7 separate regions of the Mus musculus genome follow, and regions 1, 3, 4, 5, 6 and 7 are each linked to region 2. Evidence: chromatin loops called from intact Hi-C (ENCODE). Cell type or tissue: heart. All regions are shown on one strand. Region 1 holds the start of Gm11963 (predicted gene 11963). Region 2 has its middle 8.2 kb from the start of Pold2. Region 3 overlaps Urgcp (upregulator of cell proliferation). Region 4 has its middle 2.2 kb from the start of Ykt6. Region 5 holds the start of Polm (polymerase (DNA directed), mu). Region 6 holds the start of Mrps24 (mitochondrial ribosomal protein S24). Region 7 overlaps Dbnl (drebrin-like).

What was found. A loop is a pair of places that touch in the nucleus more often than their neighbours do. Peaks named below come from ENCODE experiments on the same cell type or tissue, not always from the same donor. Only the 100,000 strongest peaks of a DNase experiment are listed, where the experiment ranks them.
Region 1: a loop joins it to region 2, with 6 times the contacts of the local background. A loop is called at or near these places in 8 of 42 quality-filtered maps.
Region 3: a loop joins it to region 2, with 2.3 times the contacts of the local background. A loop is called at or near these places in 7 of 42 quality-filtered maps.
Region 4: it touches region 2 in a loop (4-fold over the local background); 9 of 42 quality-filtered maps call a loop at or near these places.
Region 5: a loop joins it to region 2, with 3 times the contacts of the local background. A loop is called at or near these places in 15 of 42 quality-filtered maps.
Region 6: a loop joins it to region 2, with 2.8 times the contacts of the local background. A loop is called at or near these places in 5 of 42 quality-filtered maps.
Region 7: a loop joins it to region 2, with 2.5 times the contacts of the local background. A loop is called at or near these places in 17 of 42 quality-filtered maps.

The regions. Positions count from the first base shown.
Region 1 is chr11:5,483,528-5,487,527 of GRCm38, forward strand. Gm11963 (predicted gene 11963) reads left to right here and starts at 2,353. Exons shown (of 3, transcript NR_166837.1): 1 at 2,353-2,561. In heart, a CTCF peak has its summit at 1,896 (motif pointing right); DNase peaks (open chromatin) are centred at 1,934 and 2,394; H3K4me3 peaks cover 800 bases; H3K27ac peaks cover 645 bases.
Region 2 is chr11:5,884,439-5,888,438 of GRCm38, forward strand. No RefSeq gene overlaps it. Among named protein-coding and RNA genes, the nearest start is that of Pold2, 8.2 kb to the left of the region's middle. In heart, CTCF peaks have their summits at 2,023 (motif pointing left) and 2,232; no DNase peak of the experiment used is centred here; H3K27ac peaks cover 2,368 bases.
Region 3 is chr11:5,715,465-5,719,464 of GRCm38, forward strand. Urgcp (upregulator of cell proliferation) reads right to left here. Exons shown (of 6, transcript NM_178623.3): 6 at 1-2,799. The coding sequence ends at 221. Among named protein-coding and RNA genes, the nearest start is that of Mrps24, 9.8 kb to the left of the region's middle. In heart, no CTCF peak of the experiment used is centred here; DNase peaks (open chromatin) are centred at 1,657 and 1,977.
Region 4 is chr11:5,951,519-5,955,518 of GRCm38, forward strand. No RefSeq gene overlaps it. Among named protein-coding and RNA genes, the nearest start is that of Ykt6, 2.2 kb to the right of the region's middle. In heart, CTCF peaks have their summits at 1,837 (motif pointing left), 2,512 and 3,756; a DNase peak (open chromatin) is centred at 1,163; H3K4me3 peaks cover 623 bases; H3K27ac peaks cover 1,800 bases.
Region 5 is chr11:5,836,515-5,840,514 of GRCm38, forward strand. It overlaps Polm (polymerase (DNA directed), mu), which reads right to left and starts at 1,502. Exons shown (of 11, transcript NM_017401.2): 1 at 1,047-1,502. The coding sequence starts at 1,237. In heart, a CTCF peak has its summit at 1,625; a DNase peak (open chromatin) is centred at 1,527; H3K4me3 peaks cover 1,440 bases; H3K27ac peaks cover 1,244 bases.
Region 6 is chr11:5,705,345-5,709,344 of GRCm38, forward strand. It overlaps Mrps24 (mitochondrial ribosomal protein S24), which reads right to left and starts at 2,357. Exons shown (of 4, transcript NM_026080.3): 1 at 2,280-2,357; 2 at 2,143-2,211; 3 at 1,954-2,065. The coding sequence starts at 2,318. In heart, no CTCF peak of the experiment used is centred here; a DNase peak (open chromatin) is centred at 2,357; H3K4me3 peaks cover 1,510 bases; H3K27ac peaks cover 965 bases.
Region 7 is chr11:5,793,468-5,797,467 of GRCm38, forward strand. Dbnl (drebrin-like) reads left to right here. Exons shown (of 13, transcript NM_001146309.1): 3 at 183-295; 4 at 770-844; 5 at 1,981-2,127; 6 at 3,279-3,356; 7 at 3,557-3,708; 8 at 3,820-3,868. Among named protein-coding and RNA genes, the nearest start is that of Dbnl, 7.0 kb to the left of the region's middle. In heart, no CTCF peak of the experiment used is centred here; DNase peaks (open chromatin) are centred at 2,074 and 2,454; H3K27ac peaks cover 559 bases.

The DNA.
Region 1 (4,000 bases), 400 kb before region 2:
ATGTATTCCTTAGGGACCTAAAAAGTGTTGAAAGTTAGAAAAGCCAAAAACTACCAATTGTTGGAAGAATGGAAGAACAGCACAGAGCTGGCCTGATAGAGCTTGTCCTGGAACTCCAGGGGCTGAGGATGGAAGATGGAGAGAGTTCAAGATCAGCCAGGACTGTGGAGTCAGACTAAGACAGAAAAACAACCACTACCACCACAGAAACAACAAACCAACCAACGAAATCACACAGCAGTCCTTCAAGACAAGACAAGACAAAACAAAACAAAACAAAAAACAACCAAAACCATTATGGTGATTCTAGAACCTGGAGAGTAGAGGCAGGAGGGTCAGAAGTTCAAAGCCATCCTCAACTATATCTGAAATTTGAGAGCAGTCTGAACTACATGAGATCCTGTTTCAAAAAAAAGTAACATGCTACATTTTACATTATAGGTATTCTACCATGATCTAAATATATGTGATATATATATATATTAGCAAACAGTTTGGTTTTATTCCTAGAAACTTTTAAATGTAAGATGCTACTAGAAGATTTCTGAACATCATAAAGTAAAATGGTTTTTATTTATTTACTAGTCTTGTGGAGACAGGGTCTCATTGTATATGCCTGCCTGGACTTGAACTTGCAGAGATGCTCCTGTCTCTGCCTCCAGAATGCTGGAATTTAAGGGCGTTTACTACAACACCCAGAAAGATGGTTGTCTTTTTAAAAATTGCTTAGTGTGTGTATTTGCGTGTGTGCATGTGCATGCGTGCACACATGTGCTTGCTAGCCTGTCAGCTTCTGGGTGAGACTCTGATCTCTACCTTCTCTCTCACACTGCAGGCATGCTGCTACATGTAGCTTTTAACTATGTGGGTTCCTGAGATCAAACTCAGGCCATCTGACTTGGTGGGCAGCATCCTTACCTACTAAGGCATCTCACTGGCCATATGGAATAACCTACATAGCTGCCTCAAATATGGCAGAGAGTGCCACAGTGCCCAGTGCCACAGTGCCGAGTGCCACAGTGTCGAGTGCCACAGTGCCAAGTGCCACAGTGCCGAGTGCCACAGTGCCGAGTGCCACAGTGCCGAGTGCCACAGTGCCGAGTGCCACAGTGTCGAGTGCCACAGTGCCAAGTGCCACAGTGCCGAGTGCCACGGTGTTTGCAGGGCTGCAGGGGCTGATGGGCAAGTGAAAGGGCCAATTTTGTTGGTGTGTGGCTTTGAGGTAGTGAAGGATGCGCGTCCATTTTCACATGTGTCTGATAGCACTCGACACCTAACACTGCCCTCAGCCCCATCCTTCACCGCTGCCTCTGGCTGGAAGAACCCAGAGAGTCCCAGCTTCATGTAGGTCACCATCCGGTCCACGATCTGCCAGTCTTGTAAGTCTGAAATCCTCCATACAGCGCATTCTTGATAGGGAGATGGGTTTCAGTTGGGCGACATTGGTGACTCTGTCCCCAGGCTGGAAGGCAGTTTTCTCTCTTTGCTACCTTGCTTAAAACAGCCACATAGTTTATCTCAGAGTTACCTCTGCAAGAGTTAAGTGTCCTTTATGATCTGCAGTTTAAGATTTAAATAAATAAATAAATAAATAAATAAATAAATAAATAAAACATATAAGTAAGATTCGTGGGCTGGCGATGTGGCTCAGTGGTTAGGAGCACCTTCTGCTTTTAACAGAGGACCTAAATTCAGTTCCCAGTACCCATGATTGGTGACTCACAGCTACCTGTAACTCCAGCTCCAAGAGATTCAATACCTTGGTCTTCATGAAGAATCATGTACGCATACCTATACATAGACACACATGGTTACACATAATTAAAGATTAAAAATGTCACAAAATGGCTCCAGATGGGTGTGAGCAAACCATTTTGGGAACCCTTGTATTTGCAGTGAGCACGAGTGGCCACTAGATGGCTCTGCAGCTCTTTGTGGTACCTTTGTCAAGCGCCTTGGCTCAATGATTCCCCAGGGGCCAATCCACGAGAAGGGAGGAAATACAGAGCAATGTGGGACACTTAAAAAAAAAAAAAAAAAAAAAAAAACAACCCCCCCCCAAAAAAAACAAAAAACGAACAAACAAACAAAAAAAACACAACTGAAGGCAATCCTACATCCAGAGACACTGTCTCCTGAGTGGCTATCGGCAGGTGAGACGCTCATTCCCCAGCAAACATCTTGCTTGGCACAATTGATCCTCGATGCACACCCTCTCTGCACCCCACTTTCTGTTTGTTTCAAACTTTATGAACCATGTACTCTCAAAGTCCAAGATCAGCGAGGTTAGGCTTTCCACTGATACTTGTATTTTCTCCCGAGTGAACCGGAAGAGGAAATGAGCACCTCTCTCAAAGGCAGGGAGACTCTCCTGCCTGGCCGTGCTGGCTAGGGAACAGGCACGGGCAGCCGGGCACTGGCAGCCTGCCCCCGTGGGGGGTGGGGATGAGTCTGAAGTCTGAATGAGGAAATCCAGAGACAGTGGGTTTTGAACAAGCGTCATGATGGAGGCCAAGGAGGGGCAAGCAATGGGGGATCAAGGACCAAGAGCGCTTTGTGAGGTACCGCTGCCATCTCAAACTCCAACGAGTATCAGGAAAAGAGCCTGGCCCAGGAGTTAAAGACTGTGGGGGTGGGGTGGCTGTGAGGGGTTGGGGGGATTTGGGGGTAGAGACATGGGGTGGGGGAAATTGGCTCCCCCAAGGCTCATTTCCCTGCTTCCTCTCTCTGGGTGCTCTGAGTCCTAAAATTACCCCAAGTTTTTCTCAGTGGGAGACAGGCATGCAAAACAGCTCAGTAGGCATGTGATCTGATTATTTTAATTCTAGCCTTCCATTTTCAAACTGTATATATATATATATATATATATATATATATGCATACCTGTATTTGTTTTATTCTTTAAGGTAATTTTCCAAGCTTACAACAAACCCCAGCTTGCTGTGCTAGGGCGATAGCATAGCACATACATGGCCTAGGCTCAGTCTATAGCACTGAACAGCAAGCAAACCCAGCCTCCTATTCCTCCCTTCCCTTGGGCTTTACATAAAACAAAACAAAACAAAACAAAACAAAACAAAACAAAACAAACAACAACAAAACCTGTGTATGAGTGTTTTGCCGGCATGTATGTGTGCCCATCACATTTGTGTGTGGTGCCCATGGAGGCTGAAAGACAGGCACTGGATCTGGAGTTAACAGCCTGCTGATTTACCGTGTGGATGATAGAAACCGGACCTGGGTTCTCTGCAAGAGCTCCCTGTGCTCTTAGCTGCTGAGCCATGCATGTCTCCAGCCCCATCCCTCCCCTCAGTCTTATTCCACAAAAGGAACCTCCTTGCTGTTATTTTATGCATTTAAATAAGTATATGCTATAAAATAATACACTGCTATCCATTCACATTTTTTTTTCTTTCTTTTTTTTTTGTTTTTGAGACAGGGTTTCTCTGTATAACCCTGGCTGTCCTGGAACTCACTCTGTAGATCAAGCTGGCCTCGAACTCAGAAATCTGCCTGCCTCTGCCTCTGCCTCCCGAGTGCTGGGACTAAAGTGCCACTGCCGCCTGGCCACATTTGTTTTTTTAGTCTCTCTATGCATTACCTATCTATTCAAGATCTCATTCCGTGACCCTGGCTGGACTAAAATCTGTGGCGATCCTCCTGTCTCACCCCCTGAGTGCTAGGATTACAAGTATCTACTATGCACCCAGCTTTTATTGTTTTATGTTGATATTTCAAGTCTGGATTTGATTGAGTTCCAGTTTTAAGCCAATTCCACTGCCCTTCATTCTCTCAGTGTATTTTGTATCACAAGTGTTTACTGCATTTATTTATCAATGAGTGTGTGTGTGTGAGTGTGTGTGTGTGTGTGTGTGTGTGAGTGTGTGCGTGTGCGTGTGCGTGTGTGTGTGTGTGTGTGTGTGTGTAATGTGTGCCGCAGAACACTTGTGGCGGCCAGAGGACAACTTTTGAGAATCGGTTTGCTCCTTCCATCCTGTGT
Region 2 (4,000 bases):
GTTTTAAATTCATTTATTTTATTTTATACGTATGAATGTTTTGCCTGTATACAGGCGTGTGCACCACAGGCTTGCTTGGTGCCCATGGAGGCCAGAAGATTTTGGAAGAAGGTATTGGATCACCTGAAACCAGACTTATAGATAGTAGTGAACCACCAGGTAGGTACTGGGAATTGAACCCAGGTCCTAGGTCCTCCCTAAGAGCAACAAGTGCTCTTAAGCACCGAGTCATCTCTCCATCTCTAAAATAATAGCTTTAACAGCTGGTTTCTGGTCAGACATATAAAGAGTTGGGAAGTGACCACACTCCATCTACACAATGAAGAAAAATGCAGAGCAAACCGAAAATCAATAGCTTGTGCCAGAGCCTTCAAAGACTTGAGGTCTCAGGGTAAACCAATGTCTGAGAACCACAGTTTACCCACAGCTAGAGCCAGACTCAGGCCGGATTCAGCAAATTACTAGATTCAACACGGACAGTCTCACTGCCTGGGAGCCCACAAGCCTCCAGCCCTCTCCTCTTAAATGCTGGCATTACAGCGGATGTCACCGGACCTGGCCCTAATATGGACAATATTTAGGGGAAAAAAGAACAGCCAGGGACTCAGGTGTGGCTGTGAGCAGCTGTAATCCCAGCAGAAGGAGGGCTAGTTGGGGCCTCACATGGCGCCATCTTCCTGAACCTCTAGGGCAGCTGGGTTTTTGTGTGTTTGTTTCTTTGTTTGTTTATATTCAGTTGTTAATGTTGTATACATATATACTATACTTTCATAATATTCCCCCATTGTTCTCACCCCTCCCTCTGAACCCCTTTTTCCCATCAGTCCCCAGCCTGGTAGATGTGTTGCATTTTGTTTAGTGTTTTGGGTGCTCACAACACTTCATTGGGGTTGTTTGCGTGAGAGTGAGTGGGTGAGGGGTTATTTACTTGAGCAAGGTTCTAGAAAGTTTCCTAGTGGCTGCATCTGTAACCCTGGTGTTCTGGTACACATCTTTAATTCCAGAACTCAGCATGCAGAGGTAGGTTTATCTCTATGAGTTCAAGGCCAGCCTGGTCTACGTAGTGAGCTGTGAGTTCCTAGACAGCCAGTGCTATGTAGAAAGACTCTTCAAGGAGTCAAAATACTACTACTACTATTACTAATGTTCTCCTCCTCTTCCTCCTCCTCCTCCTCCTCCTCTTCTTCCTCCTCCACCGTTAACTGTTCTTGGCTCCTCAGGGAGGGGTGGCCTATGAGTCCCTTCCCCTTCCCTGATGGAGTGTATATGTGTCACAGCTCTGAGGGCTAAGGTTTCCCAAATACAAGTGTTGAAGCTCTTAAAGGGAAAGATTCCCCAGTGGAATATTACAACTCAGAGTGGGGAGGTTGTCCCAATGCCAGTGTTACAGCTCTGAAGGGAAAGGTATCCTGGCAGTGGGGAGCCATAAGGAGTACCACAAAGTCACACCACACAGCAAACCTCACACGAGAGATTTATTGGAAAAGACACAAGAGGGTGGCTGCCTCTGCTAGGGCGAGAAGCAGCATAAAAACCTGGGCAGGAAGCAGGTTTTATGTAGGGTTTTTTGGGTCAGAGCTTTCCAGGATGGGTGGCGATTGGTGGGAATTCATGCCCAGGGCGTGCGATCAGGCTTTTTACTCTGAAGGGCAAGGCTTGATCTGCATCCGGAGGGGCTGGGTGCTTTGGGGCGTGGGACCTGGTGGTTAGAGGTCCTCAGGGGTAGGGTCTGGCCGCTAGCATCTCGAGGGGCTTGGAGGACGTTGGTGGGCCCACTGTTGTTCTGGTGGAAGCTCAGTGTTAAGGAAACCCTACACCATTCAAGGATCTCGCCTTCAGAAGCCCCTCCACGACCAATCATCTGGCTAGGATCGTTCGCTTGAACTTAAACCGTTGATGGGCAAGGGCAAGCTCTTCCAGGGCTGCTGATTGACAACTTTGGTGTTCTCAGGGAATGGCAGCGGTGAGAAAGTAGGAATTTTAACAGCTGGCGCCCTCTAGTGGAGTGTGTGCAGTTCTCCACTAGAGGGACCCTTGACTGTTAAGCATTAGAGCTCTTTAAGTGTTTGTATTATTATTTTACTTTTTAGTGTATGAATGTTCTGTGTTTCAGGTATATGCCTGTTACCCTCGAAGGCCAGAAGGAGTTGGATCCTCAGGAAATGAAGTTACAGATGATTGTCAGCTGGAATCAAATCCCAGTTCTCTAATAGAGCAGCCAGTGCTCTTAACTGCTTAGCCATCTCTGCAGCACTGTGTTTTAGCTTTGGAGTGGGCCCAGGAAGTTGTGCTTTCCCAGAAAGTGGCTGCAGCTCGTTATTGCAGCTTGCAGGCAGGCCTAAGCATGAGGATTCCCAAGTCCTTCAGGAGCAGCAGGGTTCCAGCTCAGGGCCTGAGGCCTGAGGCCTTAAGGTATGGCAGTTCTCAGGAACTCTGCCAGCGACCAGAGCCTGCACTTTCTGTCCTCCGACTCCTGCTTGTTCCCTTGTTCCTGCCCTGGCCACACCTGAGCTCCTCAGCTTCTCCAGCTGCTAAGGAGCCAGATGCTTTCCTCCTTAGCATCTGCTAAGCTCTGCCGCCGGCTGCAGCTGCACCTCTGCTTCTTCTTCTTAAAATTATCTTACTTCTAATCGTGCATGCACACATGAGTACAGGTGGCTGCGAGGGCCAGAGGCATCCCATCCCCTGGAGCTGGAGTTTCTGGAGATTGTGAGCTGCTTGATGTGGGTGCCGGGGATCAAAGCCAGGTTCTGTGCAAAACCAGGACACGCTTAACCCCTGAGCCGTCTTCCAGCCCATCCACTGCCGGCTCCCTGCCTGTCTTCTTCTTGTTATCAGCTCAGCCTATGCTACTAAAGTAGGAAAGAAAGACTGTGGAAGTCTTCTGTGGAGCTTGCTGTTTGCCGGGCCTGGGCGGGCCTGGGTATCCCAGGAGAGGACCTCTAAGCCACCTCATTGATTCTGAGCAGCCTGTGAATAGAGTCAGATGCGGGGAGCTTGGACCAACTGTCGCCACATCTCACAAGCAGACAAAGGTTTGTATTGAATGACACATTCTTGGCGGCAGATCACAACTGCCTCTTTAGCATCAGTCAGAACAATCAAATCCCCACTAGGCCACCAAGGGAAGTCTCCCCTTCTGACCTTAGGTAGGCATAGTTGCAGGGTCATCTAGAGTTCACTAAGGCTGGTATAAACTGTGAAATATTCCTGCAGAAGGTGGCGCTTTCAGGAGCTAGAGCAACCAGATGCCTCTGCTGGGCAATTTTTTCAAGGCATCCATGGAACACTGAGAATGCCGGTATAAGACTGGCTGATGGTCCTTTTAAAAATATACTCTTACTGTGGTTATTGTTATTATTTATTATTATTATTATTTAAGTTTTTTATATACATGGGTGTTTTGCCTATGTAGATGTTTGTGCACAATGTTCATGTGGTCTTCTTAGAGCCAAGAAGAGGGCGTCTTGTCCCCATAACTAGAGTTATAGACTATTGTGAGCCACCATGTAGGTACTGGGAATTGAGCCTGCGTCCCCTAGAAGAGTGTCCAGTATTCTTAACTGCTGAGCAGCCCCTCCAGCCCCTGACAGTCCTTTTGCTCAAAGCAGCCAGGACAGCAACCAAGAGTCCAAGCTGCCGAGTAAGGAGTCATGTGTCTGCCCCCAGCCTTGCTTGTTTACAGGAATAGCAGGAAAGTCTTCAACAATGACATCATTAATACAAACCGTGAACTTAACAGATTTTACCAGTGCTCGACACCCACCTAGAGAGCCGGGGAAATGAAGGCCTCCTTCCTCTTTCTCACTACCTGGTTGCTACAGCAAAGCAAAAACTGAGAAAAGTCCCTGAGTGTCATCAACATGGGAGCACTTTCAAAATATCAATTTTAAAATAGGCAGGGTCGTTGGCACATTCCTTTAATCCCAGTCCTTGGGAGGCAGAGGCAGGTGGATTTCAGAGTTCAAGGGCAGCCTGGTCTACAAAGTGAAACCATGAG
Region 3 (4,000 bases), 170 kb before region 2:
CCCACCCCGGGCCTCGGGTTATTCTCAATGGTGTCTCTGAGCTAGTCTGAGATTGCTTCTTAACACTGTGAAGAGGAGGCCCGTCACCCCTGGCTGTCACTGGCCTTCACTCCATGAGCAGCAGGCACCAGCCAACTCCCAGGTGCCGGCCACAGCCTTACTGTCACAGCCTTACTGTCGTTACAGCCGGCCACAGCAGGAGGCCCTGGAGTCACACCAGTCACAGCCTGCGCAGCAGCTCAATGAGCTGCTGGATGTTTTGGTTCTGGTTGGACAAGCCATTCCTGATGTTTTCTAATAGGCATCTCTTCAATTCAAAAATGGCCTCACTGTAGCCCAAGCTCACAGCGGCCATGGGTGGCGCTCCATGCCACAAGGCTGGGATGTGCCAGACGTGCTGCCTCTCGGCCAGGCCCGCCAGTGTCCGGAAGCCGCCGCCCTGCTTTTCCAAGTGGGTAGCCCTGCTCAGGTCGCTTGGCGGATCCAGGAGCTGCCTCCTGTCTCTTGGTTTGGGGCTGGGAACAGGCAGGTCATGAAGGTTCTGGTACACAAACTGATAGTTGGGCATGTGCCCCATTTTTTCTAGCCTTAGAAACGCATGAAGAACAGCTGGTGGGATGTCCTTTGTTTCAGCTAAACTGACCACAGTGACATTACTTAGCCCCATTAGCAGTGTGGCCAAGGAAGCCTCCAGTTCAAACCTGTCTCCAGCAGAGGCCAAGGCCCCACTGATCAAACCCCCAGAGTCTATTACCAGGATCTGGTCACAGCCCAGGTCCTGACTGAAGCCCTCAGCTACAGGGAGGAGCTGCATGAAGGCCCCCCGGGGACTACAGCTCCTCCCAGTGGCAAATTTCAGGCCAAACATGGTGTTAAGGAGTGTAGATTTCCCTGTGCCAGGCACCCCCAGGGCAGAGAGAACCACTAGCCGAGATCTCCTGTCTAGGCGGGTATGCAGCTCCTTGAGAAGCCCAGTGACCCATCGAACAGGGATGCTCAGGGTGGCCCCATCGACCAGCTCCAGGGGCAGCCCACCCAGCAGCAGTTCCACAGCCACACCCGGGAAGTGGGCAAAGCGCCTCTGGCCAGCGGGCAGCCTCCCTGCCTCGATCAGGCAGCTCTCCGCTTCATAGAACTGGCCCATCTCCCGTAGGAAGTGCTCCACTCCCAAGGGCTCAGGCCAGAGTGGCTCCGTCAAGTCTGAGGGCCCACCAAGTTTTGGTCTGAGGGTGAGAAGGGTCTCTGGAGGCTGTCTTGGCCGTGGCTGGCCAAGCCGAGCCAAGCCCCACTCCATCCATCTCAGGAAGTACTGCCTCTCACTCGGGGAGGGGCTGCTTATTCCCAGGATGAACTCCTGGACCCCTGAGGTGGGCTCCTGGCCATTCTGCTGCACCCGGAGCTCAAGGACGCGCCGTCTCAGCTCGGCCCGGTGCTTCTCTGGGGGCTCCGGGACCCACTGGAGCTGGCAGAACTCTCTTTCAGCTTGGGCGGCCCTCCTCGCAGGCTCGCCCTGCAGCCGCAGCTCGTCTCTCTTGTAGGCGTCCACATCCTTGATCTTCCTGAGGATTTTCTCCATCCGGTCCTTTGCCTTCTGACACTCCTCAAAGTCCTCATCAACTCTGAGGCCGAGCTTACGTGCCGCGTGTGCCATGTCCTCCACAGACACCCTCCTGCAGGGAGAGCGAGCCACACTGCACATGATGGCTCGGATGCGCCTCACGAAGCCCTCGCTGTCCGTGCTGCTGACCTTCACCAGGACGTGAGAGTGGTCTATCTTCAACACTGGGATCAGCCTGTTGAGGAAGCGCAGGTTCGTGTTCCGTTTCCCTCGGTAGGGACTCAGGATGAAGTAGTACTTTGTGGTTGACTCCTTCATGGAGTACAGCAGTTTGTATTCCTTCTTGCTGATGTTGTCAGTCAAAATAAACACAGCAGAGGAGACTTCTGTCAAGAGCTTGAACTGCAGCCAGTGAGACCCAATGTCACCTCTCAAGTTCAGAAAGGCCATGGGCTCCGGGAAAACATCCAGGTCCTCCTTACCACTGGGGAAAAACCAGGAGATCTCTACTAACCCATCCGAGATCTCGCGAGGATTAGTGCCTAAATTGAGGTCCCGATGCCAGAAGCAGTCCCACTGGCGGCGGGCCGGGCTGAGGACGGCATTGAGCAGCTGGGACTTGGAGTTGCTGCTGACATCCATGCGCACGAAGGCAAACGTGGGCACCCTGGACAGGACCACACTGTCTTCTCGGAAACTCCCCAGGCTCCGGAGGGGCTGGAACCACCACGTCCGCACAACACCCCGCAGGGCCCAGAGCAGAAAGGTGTGGTAGTGGTTTTCAGAATCGGGCAACACAAGTGGGAGTGCAAACTGACAGAGGGACATCTTCAGCAGGACTTCCTGCTGCAGAAAGGTGTCTGAAGACAGCAGGAGGGCGCAGAGAAGATCCAGGGGGTTCACAGGCGTATCAGGCATGGGCAGCTCTGAGAAAGAGTAGATGTCAGCAGCGACGTCCTCCGCTGGGTCCCAGTACATCATCTCCTCCTCTGCCTGGCTCTCCTTCTCTGCAGGCCAGGCCTCTGGAGGCACGTCCAGCACCATGGTGGTGTTCCTGGCTTCGGCGTTGAGTGCCTGCAGCTTCCTGAGGAAATGCCAGGGAAGGTCCTTGGGAACCTGAGGAGCCCAGTTCTTCATGCTGTCAAAACTGATCTGCAGGGAGTCCTGGAGGGTGAGCTTCTGTGCCTGGTATGTCTCCAGTCCCAACAGGGACAGCATCTCCTGAAGCCTGCTTCTCTCCACTGCATAAAAAACAAAACAAAACAAAACAACAAAACAGAAACACAAATGTTTAGCCTTCATTCTCAAGTCAGGGCCAGAGCAGAGCTGTAGAGGAAGAGCCTGCAGAGAAGGGTTGGGAGAGGACATTCCTGAGAACAGGACGCAGGTGCAAGGGGCCCCGATATGCTGGGCAAAGGGATATCCTGTCTCAATTGCACCGTCTAACTAACGGGTGTGAGCCATTAAATACAGAGAGGGAAGCTGGGCGTGGTGGCGCACGCCTTTAATTCCAGCTCTCGGGAGGCAGAGGCAGGAAGATTTCTGAGTTCGAGGCCTGCCTGCCTGGTCTACAGAGTGAGTTCCAGGGCAGCCAGGGCTATACAGAGAAACCCTGTCTCGAAAAACCAAAAAAAAAAGCACAGAGAGGAAAACGGGCAGAGTCAGTTCCCGGCGCCCTTGTCAGGTAGCTCACACTGCTTTGAACTCCAACTCCAGGGAATCGCGCAGCCTCTGCATACACACACCCATATCGAGACAAACACCCATACACATAAGTAACGTGAAAAATAAATCTACAGCACTGGGGAGACATAGGCAGAATCCGCTTATGAATTCAAGGCTAGCCTAGTCTTCACAGGGCATTCCAGGTCTGCCAGGATCTCACTGTAAGACCATAGCTAAGACAGAAAAAAAGGAAAATTTAGGAGTTACATTTAAGATCAAGAGAGTTCATGTAGAAGCCCTGGTTTCTAGTTTTTCTAGAGTCCGCACTGCCTAAGTCTAAACTGGACCTTAAGTAACTAGAGAAAGCAGCAGCATGTGTTCCCAGGTGCTGAGTGCAAACACCACTTCCCAGACCTCAGCCCAGGTCACATGGCCACCCACTCTTCACACTCCAGCCCAATCAGGGATCTGGAGAGCATGGCAGAGCAAGCCGTAATTCTGGCACTCAGGTGCTAAATGGCTGTAAATTCAAGATCAACATAAGACATAGCAAAAGCCTGCCTCAAAACCTGGAGGGAAAAATGTCAAAAGGAAATTCCCATGGGGTACAATCACTCTTCACACTCGGGGTTGTCTGTTGAGTGTTCTTTTATATTTGTCAAGAAACTGGAGACTATTTAAAAAAAATAGCAACCATATCTTGGCAACAGTTTGCCGAGTAATGTAATGCAGGACTCTGGCTTCTGTTGTGAATTGGGATTTTTCTGGTGCTGAAGA
Region 4 (4,000 bases), 67 kb after region 2:
GTTCAGTTGCGCTAGTATTACTTTGTGCATATGATTTCAGGGCTGACCATTGAGTATTTGACAACCAGTTAGGGGGCTCATAAAAGGGAGACCCAATTTCTCCTGCTCTCCAGTTCCTCTGCTGTCTGTAGTCTTTGTTTGGGGTGAGGGCCTATGAGATTGCTTTCTTCCGTGTAAGCAGGTCTACTGGTGCTGTTAATGTTCAGGGCTTGTTCAGGCAGCCATCTTGTCGCATTCTTGTGGATGAATCTTGCCTATCATTTCTAAGACACACAATCTCACTGCAGGTTTCCCCACAAACTTTTCAAAGCACCTATTTAACAAACAAACCAGTCCTTCTGTGACTATGTCTGGAGTATCTGGTATTCTGATGGCACCCCAAATGTTCTGGCTACTCTCTCCTTCCCCTTCTCCTTCTTCTCCTCCTCCTCCTAGTCCTCCTCCTTCTCTTCTTCTTCCTCCTCCTCCTCTTCTTCCTCCTCCTCCTCTTCCTCCTCCTTCTCTTCTTCTTCCTCCCCCTCTTCTTCCTCCTCCTCCTCTTCCTCCTCCTTCTCCTTCTTCTTCTTCTTTTTGGTAAGGAACAGTATTCTTCACATTTTTATCATGGCATCAAAAAATCCACAAAGTTTCGAGTCCACATCTTCAATACCAAGTTTCCACACGTCATAACGTCAACATTTCTTGTACAACATCTAGTTAGCTAACCATTCATAGCAACAGGCTCTTACATTCCATTTTATATCCCTGTACTGACTGCATCCAGTATTCATTATTAGCACCTACATGATTTGCTAATACCATGGGTTAAGAGCATTCGTATAGAATCTACCCTACTTGGCAATATTTATTAGGAGGATGAAAAGGCCATTATCATAAAGGTAGCCCAAACACCACAGTTTTTTTCTTCCACTCCTTAAAGGCAGATCGGTTTGAAAATAACATATAACCAATGTTCTCAGATGGGACCCACACGCACTAAGGCTGAGGGAAGTCCATGCAGGCTGTGGAGCAGGAGGATTGCCTGCAGGATCTCCTGCCTGCTTCTCTGTTTTCTCGGAAGCCTCCCGTCTGAACTTTCTGTGAGGTGCTGACCCGAAGCCATCAAGTACCATGGATGAGATAAGCCAGCTGCCTAAATGACCATGTATTCCCAGTTCAAGTGGCTGGCATCTGTCCAGTACAGCTTGTCCTCAGCTGGGAAAGGCTGACTCTAGGAAAAATATGGCTTCGGGAAAGCCCCACGCAGGGAAGGCAGTCTGAAAATACCTGTTTCACTGATTCCAAAAGCTCCTACATGTTCTGACATAGCCAGTGGCAGACATGAAATCTGTGGTAGGCCATGTCTATCCTTCTTGTTGCTTAGACAGTCCAGGGTAAACTGGTACACCCCAGTGAAGGGGAAACTTACTTAGTATGACCAAGGCCCTAGCACCAAAGTAGATATTCACACACCTAAAGCTTGATAACTGGTCTCATAGAAATCTGACTACCCAGGCAATCCCTTTCAATACCGTCTTGATTTCTTAGGGGCTCTGCTGTGTAGCTGGGATGAACACCTCTTGTGAGCATGGCAAAGCTTCAGAGGCAGGTAGGTGTTTGCTGTATCTACTGGGCAAAGTCATAGGACCTGGGTCTTTCATCATGGACACTGTTATTACAAATATGTTTTCAAAGAAGCTTTTTAAAAACTAGGATCTAGAGAGATGCCTTGGTGGTTAAGAGCACTAGCTGCTCTTACAGATTCTATGCTTGGTTCCCAACACCTACATGGCAGCTAATAACCATGTGGAACTCTAATTCCAGGAATCTAAGTATCTGACGCCCTCTACTGGCCTCCTCGGGTACAACGTAGAGTAACACTCATGAAAAAAAAAACCCTTAACATTTTAATTATAAATATATATATCATCTATAACATTATTACTGTGTGTTAGTGTGCATGCATGCATATGAATGAGTATTCAGGGGGCTGACGTGTATGTTATTGTGTGCATGTGTGCACGTGGGACTTGGATCTCTCCTTCCACCATTGGGGCCAGAGGATCGAACTTAGGTCATCAGGCACGGCAGCAGATGCCTTTACCCACTGAGCCATCTCTCCTGCTCTGCAAAAGGGCTTTTCTTTGACATCTCAGGACTCGGGGAGGCTGGACATAAGAGCTCCACCATCCCACACCAGTGATGCTATGCTTGTCTTGTCAATGAATTATTTTTGCAAGCTTTTCTCTCCCCATACTTTCAGGTTTCTTGAACAAGGACAGAAATTTCTGGACGCTCTCCATCTGCATCACTTAATCTTTTTTCTTTTTTTCTTTTTTTCCCCGCATTTGCTCTGTCTTTGGCATCGTGATGAATAACCTTGCTTTTGAACTTGACCGCATCTGGAATCAACTGCTGGGCAGTCCTGTGAGCGCTTTGCTTGAGCAGATTAAAGGCAGCGGGAAGACCCACCTTAACTCTGGGCAGCAAGCACCTCCTGGTGGTAATTCATATGGAAGGATGTGGAAGAAGGAAACTTGGCTTGTCGCTTGCTTGCTTTTGCCTTCCCTGGCTAGGTCACCTACCCTGCCACCGCAGTATTTCTACACCTAAACCAATTTAGGGATTCAAATGTAGGCTGAAGACCAATCTCTCTAGGAATCAACCAGACTTTCAGCACAAGATTAAGTTTGCTAAGACATCCAGTCTTGTGGTTTGCTTAAATACCAGACTCTATGCTTCTCCAGTGTGAGACAGCCACTGTTGGACTACTTACACACACAGCATCCTGAAGCCAATCTAATAAGTCCTCTCTTAATATATATGTCCTATCAATTCTGTTCCTTTAGAGAACTTTAATACATGTATAATATGTTCATATACAAGCATGTATAGAAACATATATATGTGTTCATAGATATATATAGATGTAGATATACTTACATGTAGGTATGTATGCATATGACCTCTTCGGAGTAAGTTGTATACATAGTGTTCATCTATTTATGTTACTGTGTGTTAGTGTGCATGCATGCATGCACCAGAGACTTCTCTTATAAGGTCAGGGCAGTCAGTGACTGAAAGCTGGAAATAAAGATATAGTGCTCTTATCTAATCTGTAGACCTTGCTCAGATTTTAGCCTCCCTTTAAAGCTCTGCTTCTAACAGCCTCAAGGGCACCTTCGGCCTCTCATGAGGCTTGCTTCCTCTTTCTTTCTTTCTTTCTTTCTTTCTTTCTTTCTTTCTTTCTTTCTTTCTGTCATTTAACGTAATGGTGCAAATAACCATCGTCGTCATTGTTAAACATCTGCAATGAGCAGGACTTGGAATTTGATAGTTTATCACTTTTACCAACATGTCTACAAAAAAGGTATTTTTTGAGTCCAACAGATTGGGGGGGGGGGGTAACTTTTGCGGTGCGGAAGTACTGGGACCGAATTCAGGCTGGATAACAGCTGGGGAAACGCAGGGGAAAACAATGTCATTTGAAATTGATTAACAAGCTTGGCTTGGGGAGTTCGCATATCTCTAGATGAGACTTCCTGGGACCAAGGGAGGCTGGGTAAAGTCAGAGAAAAGCAGGAAGAGGTGCCAAGAGTGGCTGTAAGGGAGTTTGATAAGCATTTTGCTGTTCACATTGGAAGCCCAAGGTCTGCTTCTTGCTATCAATTTTCTTAATCCACATCTCTTTCTGCAAGGTCACTATCCTGGTAATTTTGTACAACTTTGGATAAAGAGGCTTTCTTCAGAAATGGTTCTCCGTCTGCCGCCTGTGGAGCCATGGTGTCAGTGCAGGTGAATATAGCTGACACCTCTGGCCGCCTGGCTTGTCGAACAAGTGTGTCCAAGCTGAGTGGCCATAGCCAGTGACGTTTCTGATTTTTATTATTGCAAGAGAAAGGATGAAGGGCCTTTCTTTTAGTCGTCTGTACTTGGGACACCCAGGGAAGAGGTTGGGTAGCCTGGTGCTGTTACACATAGAATGCAACAAAAGTATAGAGTGGGGACAGCTACGGGTTGT
Region 5 (4,000 bases), 48 kb before region 2:
ACAGGTTCTTAGCTGCAGCCTCACCCACAAGCCACTTGGGCATGTTACCCGCCACCCTCTGCCTCAGGTGCCTTAGTGGCCAGGGCCAGGTGTTTCTGATCTCAATGCTAATTGCTGTTTAGAGACTTGCTTTGTAGGCCAGGCTAGCCTGGAACTCTAGTACCCTTGTACCAGGACTACAGGTTGGCATACCATTCTGCTAAGATTTTAAGACACAAGAATTTTGCCCTATTTATTCAAACCCCAGTAGGCAGACTCTTGTTGTATGTACTTGGAAAGCATCGTATTTATATTTCCTTTACACTGGGAAAATCCAATGCAGGCCACCTTGTCAGGCTGTGGTAAGAATGTAGAGCCACACGAAATCCAAATTGTTATCTCTACTCTTTTAAGTGTAGTCTTGAGCCGGGCGTGGTGGCGCACGTCTTTAATCCCAGCACTTGGAAGGCAGAGGCAGGCAAATTTCTGAGTTCGAGGCCAGCCTGGTCTACAGAGTGAGTTCCAGGACAGCCAGGGCTACACAGAGAAACCCTGTCTCGAAAAAAAACAAAACAAACAAACAAAAAGAATGTTTCATTTGTGGAGGGAGGAGTTAGTTGCAAACAAACTAGCCAGCTACACGGGCACAGGCTCCTTTAGTCTCCTCAATCTCAGTTACTCCACTGCCCTGGGCATTTTCTCTACTGGAGCTAGTTGGTGACGTCTGCAAACTCAGGACATCTTTGACCGCTGGCTCATTGGAGGGAATGCAGCTAGCAAATATTTCTCACTAACCATTCTTTCTTTTATAGCTCTTTAAGAAGCCTCTGACTCGATGGCATCCTTTCAAAAAGAGGAACTCCGGGTTGGAGACCGTACCGCAACCGCGAAGTACCGAGGCTGGCTTGGAACCCAAAGCCGCAGGTGCTGCTTGCTGTCACAGCTGCGCGCCAGCTCCCGCCCTGGGCCACAGTAAGTCCCTACCCTGGGGTGACGGGCACAATTACACCAGCTCCCGGAGGGGGATGGCATCCCACCACCATCGGGGCCTCCCGGGAGCCGCACACCTGTAAGCATCTAGGACGCGGAAGCCTTTGGACCGCGCCAGGCGGGTGAGGAAGGCCCGGCGGCTGCGGCCCATTCGCGGCTCCGCAAGGTAGATGGCCACATCCGGGAAGCGCACCACCGAGGGCGGCGTGGAAGAGGCTACCGCGCTGTGTGGGGACCCAGCTCGCACTCGCCGTCGCTTCGGAAGCATCTGGGCACCAACTCTGGAAGCACAGGAAGCCGCAGAACGAAGGAAGGCAGGGTCATGAAAGAAGGCGGAAGGAGGAGAGAGGAAGTGGTGTCTGCTCTATGCAAACGAGACGCCCTCTAGGATGCTTTTGGCTTCCCATCGGAAGCCCCAGTTCTATGCAAATAACGCCCGAGGATTCTTATTTGAACTACTCTCATAGAAAGCCCCAGTGGTTTCCCAGACCTTAGAGTAGCCTGGGCCCGTAGGCGGGGCTTCGCCTCGTACTGGGCGGGCACTTTTCTCCTCTCGGGGGCGGAGTCTCGGCCTCTCTTCCTCGCCCCCGAGGGCGGGGTCTCAGGTTATCCTGGCCATATGAGAAGTCCTGGATAACCCTCCACTGCCTCTGCTGGTGACAGAGCGCCCACGCCACTTCCCCTGGGTATGCAGAGGGGAACGGAGTTTGAGTAGTATACATGTGAGCTGGTGGAGGGTGAAAACGTTTTCCAATGTAACGAACAGCATTGGGACAGCTGGCGTTCCATTTGGAAAGTTAAGTCTGCAACCCTATAGGTTGGAACAATAATATGAACTAACCAGTACTCCCAGATCTCATGTCTCTAGCTGCATATGTAGCGGAAGATGGCTTAGTCGGCCATCATTGGGAAGAGAGGCCCCTTGGTCTTGCAAACTTTATATGCCTCAGTACAGGGGAACACCAGGGCCAAGAAGTGGGAGTGAGTGGGTAGGGGAACAGGGCGGGGGAGGGTATAGGGGACTTTCGGGATAGCATTTGAAATGTAAAGTAAGAAAACACCTAATAAAAAATTGGGGAAAAAAAAAAAAAGACTAGATCCCAGTGGAAGTGAACAGAAATGGTTTCTATGTGCCCTTTTTCCCCGATTGAAGAAAAATAATTCCAGTGGCTCTTCATCTGGAACAGCATTATTTATGGATTTTATAGATTAAACTTATTAAAATTCCTTTATAGTTACATTAGGAAGGATTTTGAGTCCTGATTGATACCCTTTGTTCAGTTATTTCACTGGATCTTTTGTCAGAAATGTTCCTATGCCCCATTATGCCATAGTCAAAAAAAAAAAAAAAAAATTGGCCCCCTTACAAACTGCTTAACATTAAGCAGATCTCAGACGGATCAGCAATCATTTAAATCCGAAAAAGAAACCAAAGCTATATTAGTGACACTCGATTTTTTTTAATTTTTAAAAATATTTATTAGATGTATTTATTTTTATTTTCTGTGTCTTCGTGTTTTACTTGCATGTGTAGCTGTACCCCACGTACATGTTTGGTGCCGTCGAGTGAGAATGTTTCAGATCCTTGGAACTTGAGTTAAGAACATTTGTGAGCCGCTGCCCCTGTGAATGCTGGGAATCTAACTCAGGTCCTCAGCAGGAACAAGTGCTCTTAACCAATAAGTCATCTCTCTAGCCCCTTAAAAAAATTTTTTTTTAATTATGTGCTTAATTGTTTTGCCTGAATGCATGCATGTACACCACGTGTATGCCTGGTGCGGGCAGAGATCTTGAACTGCAGTTAAAGATGGCTGGGAACTGAACCTGGGCTCTCTGCAAGAGCAGCAAGTGCTCTTAACTCCCAAGCTATCTCTCCAGCCCCATTGGAAGATTTTTGTGATCTAAGGAGCACAACCAACTGGAGGAAAAGAATGGCAAGTGGAACCACATGTAACTTTAAATCCTGGCCTGGCAGGGTGGCATAGCTGCACTGTCAGCACTCCAACCTGAGAAAGGAGGGACTCCATTTGAAAGTAGTTTGAGCTGGCTGTGGGTTGTGAGTACTGAGTGTCCTATATGTGTCTGTGTGCCTAAGAGAGTCCCAGAGCAGGCTAAAGGGCAGGTCTGTAATCCTCCTGTGCAAGGTGGAGAAAGGAAGGGATCTCTCCTGGAGCGCTGAGAGACCTGTTTGTGACTATCCTGGCACTGGAGGTAGCTTTTGCAGCAGAGCTAGCAGCAGGATGCATAGTTACCTGGTAGGTCCAGGACCTAGTATTGCTAAGATGTGCTTGAATGGAGTTGCCCTTCCTGGAGAGTGGTCTTCGGGTGGTAACAAAGACTCCACAGAACAAAGACTTCAGATTCCCATATGGAAATTGTCTGGGTTTCAGTCCTACAGTGGTAGTCATGTGGTGGGGAAGTGAGTCTGAGAAGGGGCAGCCCAGATGTGTGCTGCTCTCTGTCTCCAATACGAGGTGCCCTTAAGAAAAAAGGGAGGTGTGGCCTAATCTCCTGATAGAAACAATGTTGTGTATGCCTTCATACATACCAAGGAACAGGCCCAAAAAGTTCCTTAATTAAGAACAGGTGGCCTCAGGAGACAGGCCCAGCAGGGGACAGAGACCTGACATGGTGTGGGTAGTCTCCGGCTTTCCCCTTCCAGAACCCCCAGGCTGCTCTCGTGCCTCTTGGGAAATAGTGAAGTCAGACTGATTTGGGTGGTCTGTTTCAGTAGAGTTAGCTCAGGGGTTCCCATCTAAGTTTCAAGCCTTCCCCTCTCAGAGACCCCCACTTAGTCAGAGAGCCTGCTACCCCCTTTAAATGCCCTGAGGCTTGCTGTCCTCTCTTCAACTCTCCAGCCTGTGTTGGGGAAGAGTGGCCAACTCAGTGGGAAACCTTCCCAGAGCTAGACAACCCTGAGCACGCCTCTGCTGCTCATCCCACCCCTGCAGCACCTGTCTTCATTTCTGCTTCGGTGCACCTGTATGAGGCTTGTTCGAGGCCGGAGGGCTGGGAGTCAGCTCTGCTCCAC
Region 6 (4,000 bases), 180 kb before region 2:
ATGTATAAGGCTGACTCATTAATATGAGTTATAACTCAGGCCCAAGGAAAGATTAACAAGGGCTAGAGAGATGGCTCATCGGGTAAGAGCACTGACTGCTCTTCCAAAGGTCCTGAGTTCAAATCCCAGCAACCACATGGTGGCTCACAACCATCTGTAATGAGATCTGATGCCCTCTTCTGGTGTGTCTGAAGACAGCTCCAGTGTATTCATATAAATAAAAAAAATAAACAAATAAAAATAAAAATTGAAAAAAAAAGGAAAGATTAACAAAATTTTCTCCGTACGCAGGTCAGTCTTCTTGAGCTCACAGACACTGGACAGCATCCCAGGACCACACAAAGTGCCATGTCCCCAACACAAAGGCACAGTAATGATTGAAATACGGCTCTGAACTTCCAAAAGGGCACATTTTACAATATAAGCTTGTTCTACCTCGGCTGGGGGCCTTGTTCTGCCCACCTCCCTGAGTGACCTTGAATGACTTGGAGGTTACAGATAAATTTTAATCATACATTGTAAGCATATGCAAGGGTTGAGGGGTTGAGCAGACAGCAGGGTGGGTATAGTGTCTGCCCTGCAAACCTGAGACGGACCTGAACCTGGAGGCCCAGAGCTCAGGACAGTGGTAACAGCATCTGCAACCCCCACGCTCCCACCGTGAGATGCAGCCAGAGGCAGGACAGTCTCCAGACCTTTGTATGCCAACTACCCTGGCACACAAAGGTGGTGACAAGAAAGAGACCCTGCTTCAAACAAGATGAAGGCAAGGACTGGCCTAAGGCGGTCATACACGGACACCTGCACTCACACGTGAGCATGCACATACAAATGTGGATAGACAATTTATTGTCCGGGAGTCAAAACTCCAGCATCACTGAAAGATAAACAGGCAGGTGACAGGTGCACACCTATACTCGCAGCACTGAGAAAAATGAGGCTGGCGTGTGAGAGTTCCAGCGCAGCCTGAGGTACACTGCCACACTCTCTTAAAGATGGTTCAGCAGGCAAGGGTGCTTGCTTGATCCCTGGGGCCCCATATGGTAGGAGAGGGCTGACTCAGACAAACTGAACACATCCATACATATACACACACAACATGCATACTGAAATGGAAATGAACAAGAAAAATACAAAATAGGAAGTAGGGGGAGAAAAAAAAAGCCTAAAAATACGGGTTCTGTGAGCCATGAAGACTGTAGCACATTCCTGCAGTTTTGTACTTGGGTGAACACCGCATTACATAGGGCACACTCTTCCAGGTCTAGGATCCTATGTAGACTTCACTACCGCATCGCCTCCGGGCTATTACACATCTGTAAATTATGGCTTGCCAAAAAAGCACTGTCAAACCTTGTTTGTAAGCATGCAAATACTGTTCTATGGAGGCTCAAATGAGACTTTAGCAAGAAATATTCAAATTCCTTTCAATATGCAAGAATTCCTTTCTTTCACCATCCTAATATGCCCATCACTCATATGTTCTGTTGTCGGTAACATGTACAGTGTGTGTGCAGGCTTGCTCCCTTGACAGACGCATGGAGAAGACCAGGGGTTAACAGCCAATGTTTTTCCTCTATCACTATTTGCTGCTCGTTTATTTTCTAGCAAAACAGCTGCTCTTCCAAGACTGGCTGGCCAGTGACCCCCAAGAACCAAATATCTCCTTCACCCTCACACCCCTTGAGCTGTGGCACCAAGTGCTCATTTAGGAGCTAGGCTGCACCCTCATGCTAGAGCGGCACAGCATTTAGCAATCTTTCCAGTCCCCTAACTAAATGTGACAGGGTCTCAGTAAGTAACCTTACCTGGCCTTAAACTCAAGATCGGCCTCCCGAGCGCGTTCGCCGTCACGCCCGGCCTCCCACCCAAAAGTTCGGCTCTTTGCCTTGAAGAGTACGTTCAAGAGTGACCCGTGCCACCAGGGTGGCAGTCCTTCCCAGGCGCCCTCACCTGTGTGCAGCGACAGCCAGCCCTTTCGGTGTGCGATGTAGTGCGGGGCGTGCGCCTCCTCGTAGCTCACCGGCTTGTTCCCCTTGGCCACGCGGACTCGCGCCGCCCGATTCTAGGAGCGAAGGTGCGGTCACGGGGAGACCCAGCCCAGCCGCCCTCGCGGCCCCCAGACCCGGCCGCCGCACTCACCTTGGCGCAGACCGCGGAGGTGTGCAGGGTGCGCCAGGCGCCAGGCAGCTCCCGGCTGCAGGCCAGCACCTGCGGAGAGGCGGGGAGTGAGCGGACACCGGATGGCGCCCCAGCCCTCCCGCCCGCGGCCCACTCACCCGCTGCCCTAGCCCGCGCACCGACGCGGACCACGCCATCTTGGGCCGGCGCGACCCGGGACGCGTCAGTGCGCAGCCGCAGGAAGGCGGGGCCTCAGAGCAGGAACTAACGGGAACACGGGCGGGGGCGGGGCGTGGCGAGGGAGAGGGCGTGGCGTGGGTCGGAGTGTGGGACGTCCTGCAATTTTCCTGATACTGTCAGCTAGTCCTTGGTCGGACCTGGTGTTGGGTTTTAAATGCGAAAATTTGGTGATATAAAACTGAGGTGTGGGGCTGGTGAGATGGCTCAGTGGGTTAGAGCACCCGACTGCTCTTCCGAAGGTCCAGAGTTCAAATCCCAGCAACCACATGGTGGCTCACAACCATCCCTAACGAGATCTGACTCCCTCTTCTGGAGTGTCTGAAGACAGCTACAATGTACTTACATATAATAAATAAATAAATCTTTAAAAAAAAAAAAAAAAAAAAAAAAAAAAAACAAAACTGAGGTGTAGCTGGACATGGTGGCGCACGCCTTTAATCCCCGCACTCGGGTGGCCGAGGCAGGTGGGTCTCTGAATTCCAGCCTAGTCCGGTCTACAAAGCGAGTTCCTGGAGAGTCTGAGTTACAGAGAGAAACCCGTTCTGGCAAAACAGAACAAACAAACAAAAGCCATGAAGTTTTTATCCTCATAGAGAGGTGGTAGAAACAGCTTCAATGTCCTCTAGAGAATTGAAGAGAAAACGCGCCGGCCCTCAGGCCCCGCTGTTCCGTGCTTGTGCTCCTACCTGAGACCGCGTACTCTCCAGGAATATCCAATATGACAGCGTCAGCCTCCTTTGGGCTGGGAATAGTCATTTGCCTTCATGCTGAGCAGATCCCAGAAAAGGGGTTGCTGGGTTGGCTCCTAATCATTTAAAGTAAAGAGGCAGTGTGTTGAGGGTCTATTTCTGCGGTGGAGCCACCCAAGGAAGAAAATTTTAAATGGCAAGGAAATTTATGAGGCTAGAGCAATGTCGTTGTAATTATTATTGAGTAATTATTAATGGCAAGGGGGGAATAGAATCGTGAAGAACTCACTCTACTAAAGAAAGCACATGGACTCTAGAGTCTGACTCTCATTATAACAAAATATTGAATGAAGGGATTTTTTGTTTTGCTTTGGTTTTTTGTTTTGGGGGACTGTTTTGTTTTGTTTGTTTTTGTTTTTGAGACAAGGGCTCTCTGTGTAACAAATTCTGGACTCAATTTATAGACCAGGCTGGCCTCAAAGTCACAAAGATCCACCTTTTCTGCCTCTGAAGTGCTGGGATGAGGGGTGTGCCACCACACCTGGCTGGGAACTCCTTCAAAGCATCCATGGGAGTGGACACTTACACTCTAATGTCAGTGCTTGGAAGGCAGAGGCAGATGGATCTTTTATCAGTTCAAGGTCTACATATGGAGCTCCAGGCTCCAAGGCTACAGAGTAAATAAACCCTGTCTCAAAATAAAAGACCATGACCAGGAACTAACTGGTCATTCTTAGAAATAAGTCAACTCCTAGACAAATGCGTACAGGTTCTCTGGATAAAATTGTCATTCTTCCCTTGTTCACGGAGAGGGCGTTGCTTTGGAAATAACCCCAGTGCTTCCTGCCTGCGGCAGGCAATACTGTTTTCAAGACAAGATCTGATGGATCCCAAACTGACCTAGAAGTGTACCACAAACTAACTTTGAACTCCTGATGCTCTGATCTGCT
Region 7 (4,000 bases), 91 kb before region 2:
GTGTTCGTCCTTAGAGTGCTTCTGAGGCAGGTGGGGTGAGCCCTGATGGAGAAGTGTCCCGGGCAGCCGTGGGCAGGGGTGCAGGGTGCTCTGAGCCTTGCTGTGACTGCAGAGGGAGGCCTGGAGGAGCTGGTGGAGGGGCAGGGGTGCAGGCTGCTCTGAGCCTTCCTGTGACTCTGCAGAGGGAGGCCTGGAGGAGCTGGTGGAAGAGCTCAACAGCGGGAAGGTGATGTACGCCTTCTGCAGGGTGAAGGACCCCAACTCCGGCCTGCCCAAGTTTGTCCTCATCAACTGGGTATGTGAAGTCAGCCCCTCTGACGCCACTGGGGAAGCTCCTGGTGTGCTTTCCTTTGACCCTTGGGAACAGACACCACTCACTCAGCAGGTCAGCAGACCTGTTAGGTGTAAATGGGTGAACGAGTAGACTAGACTGTTCACCGTTGTGAACCAAGGATTGGCTTTGCTTGGAATTCACCCTCCCATTCATTTCTGCAGGATGTGGGGGAGGGGTCCGGAGTGTGTGAGAACTGTTCCCACGAGGGAAGCCAGCAACCATACTTCTCAGAGAACACCCTGAGCTCCTTGGGAAGTACAAGGACCGATCTCATCTATGTGACTTATTTGGGAGAATGGCTTTGGCTTTGGTGTGGAATGGGGACTAGAGAGTATCACTTAGGAGAAAGAGGGAACTGTTGGGTTCCTGGGAAATATGGGCCAGGAAGTGGCTTTGGAGGAGGCCTAGTTCACGCAGTTTGTGCTTGTGTTGCAGACAGGAGAGGGTGTGAATGATGTGCGGAAAGGAGCATGTGCCAACCACGTCAGCACCATGGCCAACTTCCTGAAGGTAGGTGCTGAACCAAGCCCTGCAGGGCCTTGCAAGATCTAGTCTTGGTCCAGGTGAACTGGAAAGGGGCTGAAATTAGGAGCGGGGCTGTAACTAATGTTCTGTCTAGACAGCAAGGGATGGGCAGAGCCACCTCTAGCTGGCTTCAGTGTGGGCAAGGTAAGGACCACTCCAGCACCGATGGAATACGGGGACTGAGTACTAGATTTTGTATTGCTATGATTGCTCTGTCCGAATGATTATCAGCAAATGGTGTAGTGACTCCAGCCTTTAATTCCAGCACTCAGAAGGCTGAGGCAGGCAGATTCTTTGAGTTCCAGGCCAACTAGGGCTGTACAGTGAGGCCTTTTGTCTCATAAAACTAAAAGCAAAAGGGGGGAGTGGTGTTTAAACAGCAGCAAGATTTGGAGGAAGGAACAAGCTGCCAATGCCTTGCCCACATATACTTCTGATGCCCTACCCCAAGTACCCTCTGATGCCCTGCCCCAAGTACCCTCTGAGCCCTGTCTGTCCTCTGATGCATTCCGTCCCTACCTGTTATTACAACCATTGTCACTCATGCTACAGCTGTAATTTTTTCCAATTTCCAAGACACTTTTCAATCACAATTTATAACTCAGTTTTCAGCTGACTTTTTGCATGTCCTTGGTTCCTGGTGGGAAGACTTGAGACTGGCTTCAGTTTCTGCCTCCATGACTTTAGACATTCCTTAGTCCTTCCATCTGGTGGGTGACAGAAGCATCTAAGCTTTTAATTAAGTTTTAAGGTTTTTGCAGTGCTCAGATCAAAGATATCGTCTCATGTGCTGGCTAGGCAAGTGCTCTGCTACTGAGCCTACATCCTCAGTGAGCTCCCAAACATGTCAGACGTATAACAACAGTTAATGAGGCCACAGGAATGGATGGCAGGTGCCTGAGCAGGGATGGAACTCAGCAGGAACTAGATAGCATCCACAGTTGGAGTGTGGGGCCTGATGTCAGGAACTCTAAGGTCCACAGCTGGGGAGAGCGGGCCCTGGTGTCTCCTGCTGTGGGTCTGTGTGCAGCAGTGGCCTTTACTGTGTGGACAAGTAGGGTTTGGGCCCGCCCTCTCCTAACCCTGCGAAGCCTGTGCTTTAAGTGCTGCTTTTGTGCCAGGGTGCCCACGTGACCATCAATGCCCGGGCCGAGGAGGATGTGGAGCCTGAGTGCATCATGGAGAAGGTTGCCAAGGCCTCTGGGGCCAACTACAGCTTCCATAAGGAAAGCACCTCCTTCCAGGATGTAGGGCCGCAGGCCCCAGTGGTGAGTCCCGCCCACCATTATCTTCCTCCATGCCTGAGAGTGGGGACCAGAAATGTAGTTCCTAATGTCGAGGTAACTACATTCCTCCTGCTTGGGGTCTTTAGATGGTAATCCTAACCCTGCTGGGCACCACCCCCACGGGCTTGGCAAAGGCCCTGCAGCTGAGACCGTCCACAGGGGCTCCAGTGTCTGCATGACTTGGATGGTCCCTGGTAGGAGCCATTGTGGAACGTGTCTGCTGGCTTTATTATGGAGCCTGAAACCACACAGGCATGCATTTCTGGCATCACGTGGAGCTCATGGCTGCAAACCACTTATTAGTCATACAGTTGGGCTCCATGGTGACTCTCCTGGATGCTGTCAGCTGACAGCTGTCAGAGGAGCAGCCTGCTTTAGCGCTGCCAGGAGTCTCGGATAAGAATCCTTTTCTGTGCCCATCAGCGAGGACCAGCTCCACCAGAGACACTAATGTTTGCATATACCCACTGTTCTCAGGATGCCAGGACCTTGCTGCATGGGTTCCCTTGGCTTTTATTTTTATTTTGTATGTATGGGTGTTTTGCCTGCATATATGTATGTGCACTACATGTGTACTGTGCCTGCAGAGGACAGAAAAGCATGTGGGATCCTCCGAAACTGGAGTTAAAGAGTCTACTCCATGTGGGTGCTGGGGACTGAACCTGGTCCTCTGTGAGAGCAGTAAGTGCTCTTGGCAGCTGAGCCATCTTTCCAGCTCGTATTTTGTTTTTGTTTTTTTGAGACAGGGACTTGGTCCATAAGCTAGGCTGGCCTTGAACTCAAGAACCTTCTGCCTCGGTGAATTTCTGAGTTCGAGGCCAGCCTGGCTTATGATCTACAGAGTGAGTTCCAGGACAGCCAGGACTATACAGAGAAACCCTGTCTCGAAAAACTGGAAAAAAAAAAAAAAAAAAAAACCTGCCTCAGCCTCTTGGGTGCTCCTAGACTTTTTTCTGAACATCTTGCTGTTTCCTCTCATGGGTGGCGGGCCAGGCTCCCTTGAGCCTACCAGATGCAGTCCTAGTAGCTTTCACCTGCTCTCTAGAGCTGACAGATTCCCTTTACCCTGCCTCATGGGATGTGTGACGTTCCACATGGGGCCAGACCTCTAGCGTGTACTATGCTGTCTCTAGGGCTCTGTGTACCAGAAGACCAATGCCATATCTGAGATCAAGAGAGTCGGCAAGGATAACTTCTGGGCCAAAGCTGAGGTGAGTGCTGCAGTCGTGAAGGTGGCACACTGACTGGCATCCTTCTGGGCGTTACCCTTTACAGCTAGTTAAACTGCAGGCACATGTAGTTAAGTCACAGAGCATGGTGGGCTAGAGTGCCCTTCCTGGACCAAGTCCCTGGCAGGGGTTGAGGCCAAGGGGGCTGGCTGCACATGGCTGAGTGAGCAGCTCCTTTGCAGAAGGAAGAAGAGAACCGCCGCCTGGAGGAGAAGCGGCGTGCCGAAGAGGAGCGGCAGCGGTTGGAGGAGGAGCGACGAGAGCGGGAGCTGCAGGAGGCTGCCCGACGTGAGCAGCGCTACCAGGAACAGCACAGATCAGCTGGAGCCCCGAGGTTAGCCTCCCTTCACTGGGGCAAGTGGTTCTGAGAGGCAGGGCCACTGAGGGAACAGCATGGGGAGCTGCTGAAGAGCCTCAGCTCCTCTAATTTCAGCCCTTCCAGCAGGACAGGTGAGCCAGAGCAGGAAGCCGTTTCAAGGACCAGACAGGAGTGGGTGAGTTTTGAGACGTCCCTTCGTGGACCTGGGAGCTTGCTGATTTGGATCTGTCTTGGCTACTTGGTGAAATCCTTGATCTTGGATTGAAGGCTTAGCCTGAGGTGCGTCTCTGCACATTAGAGACCCAGT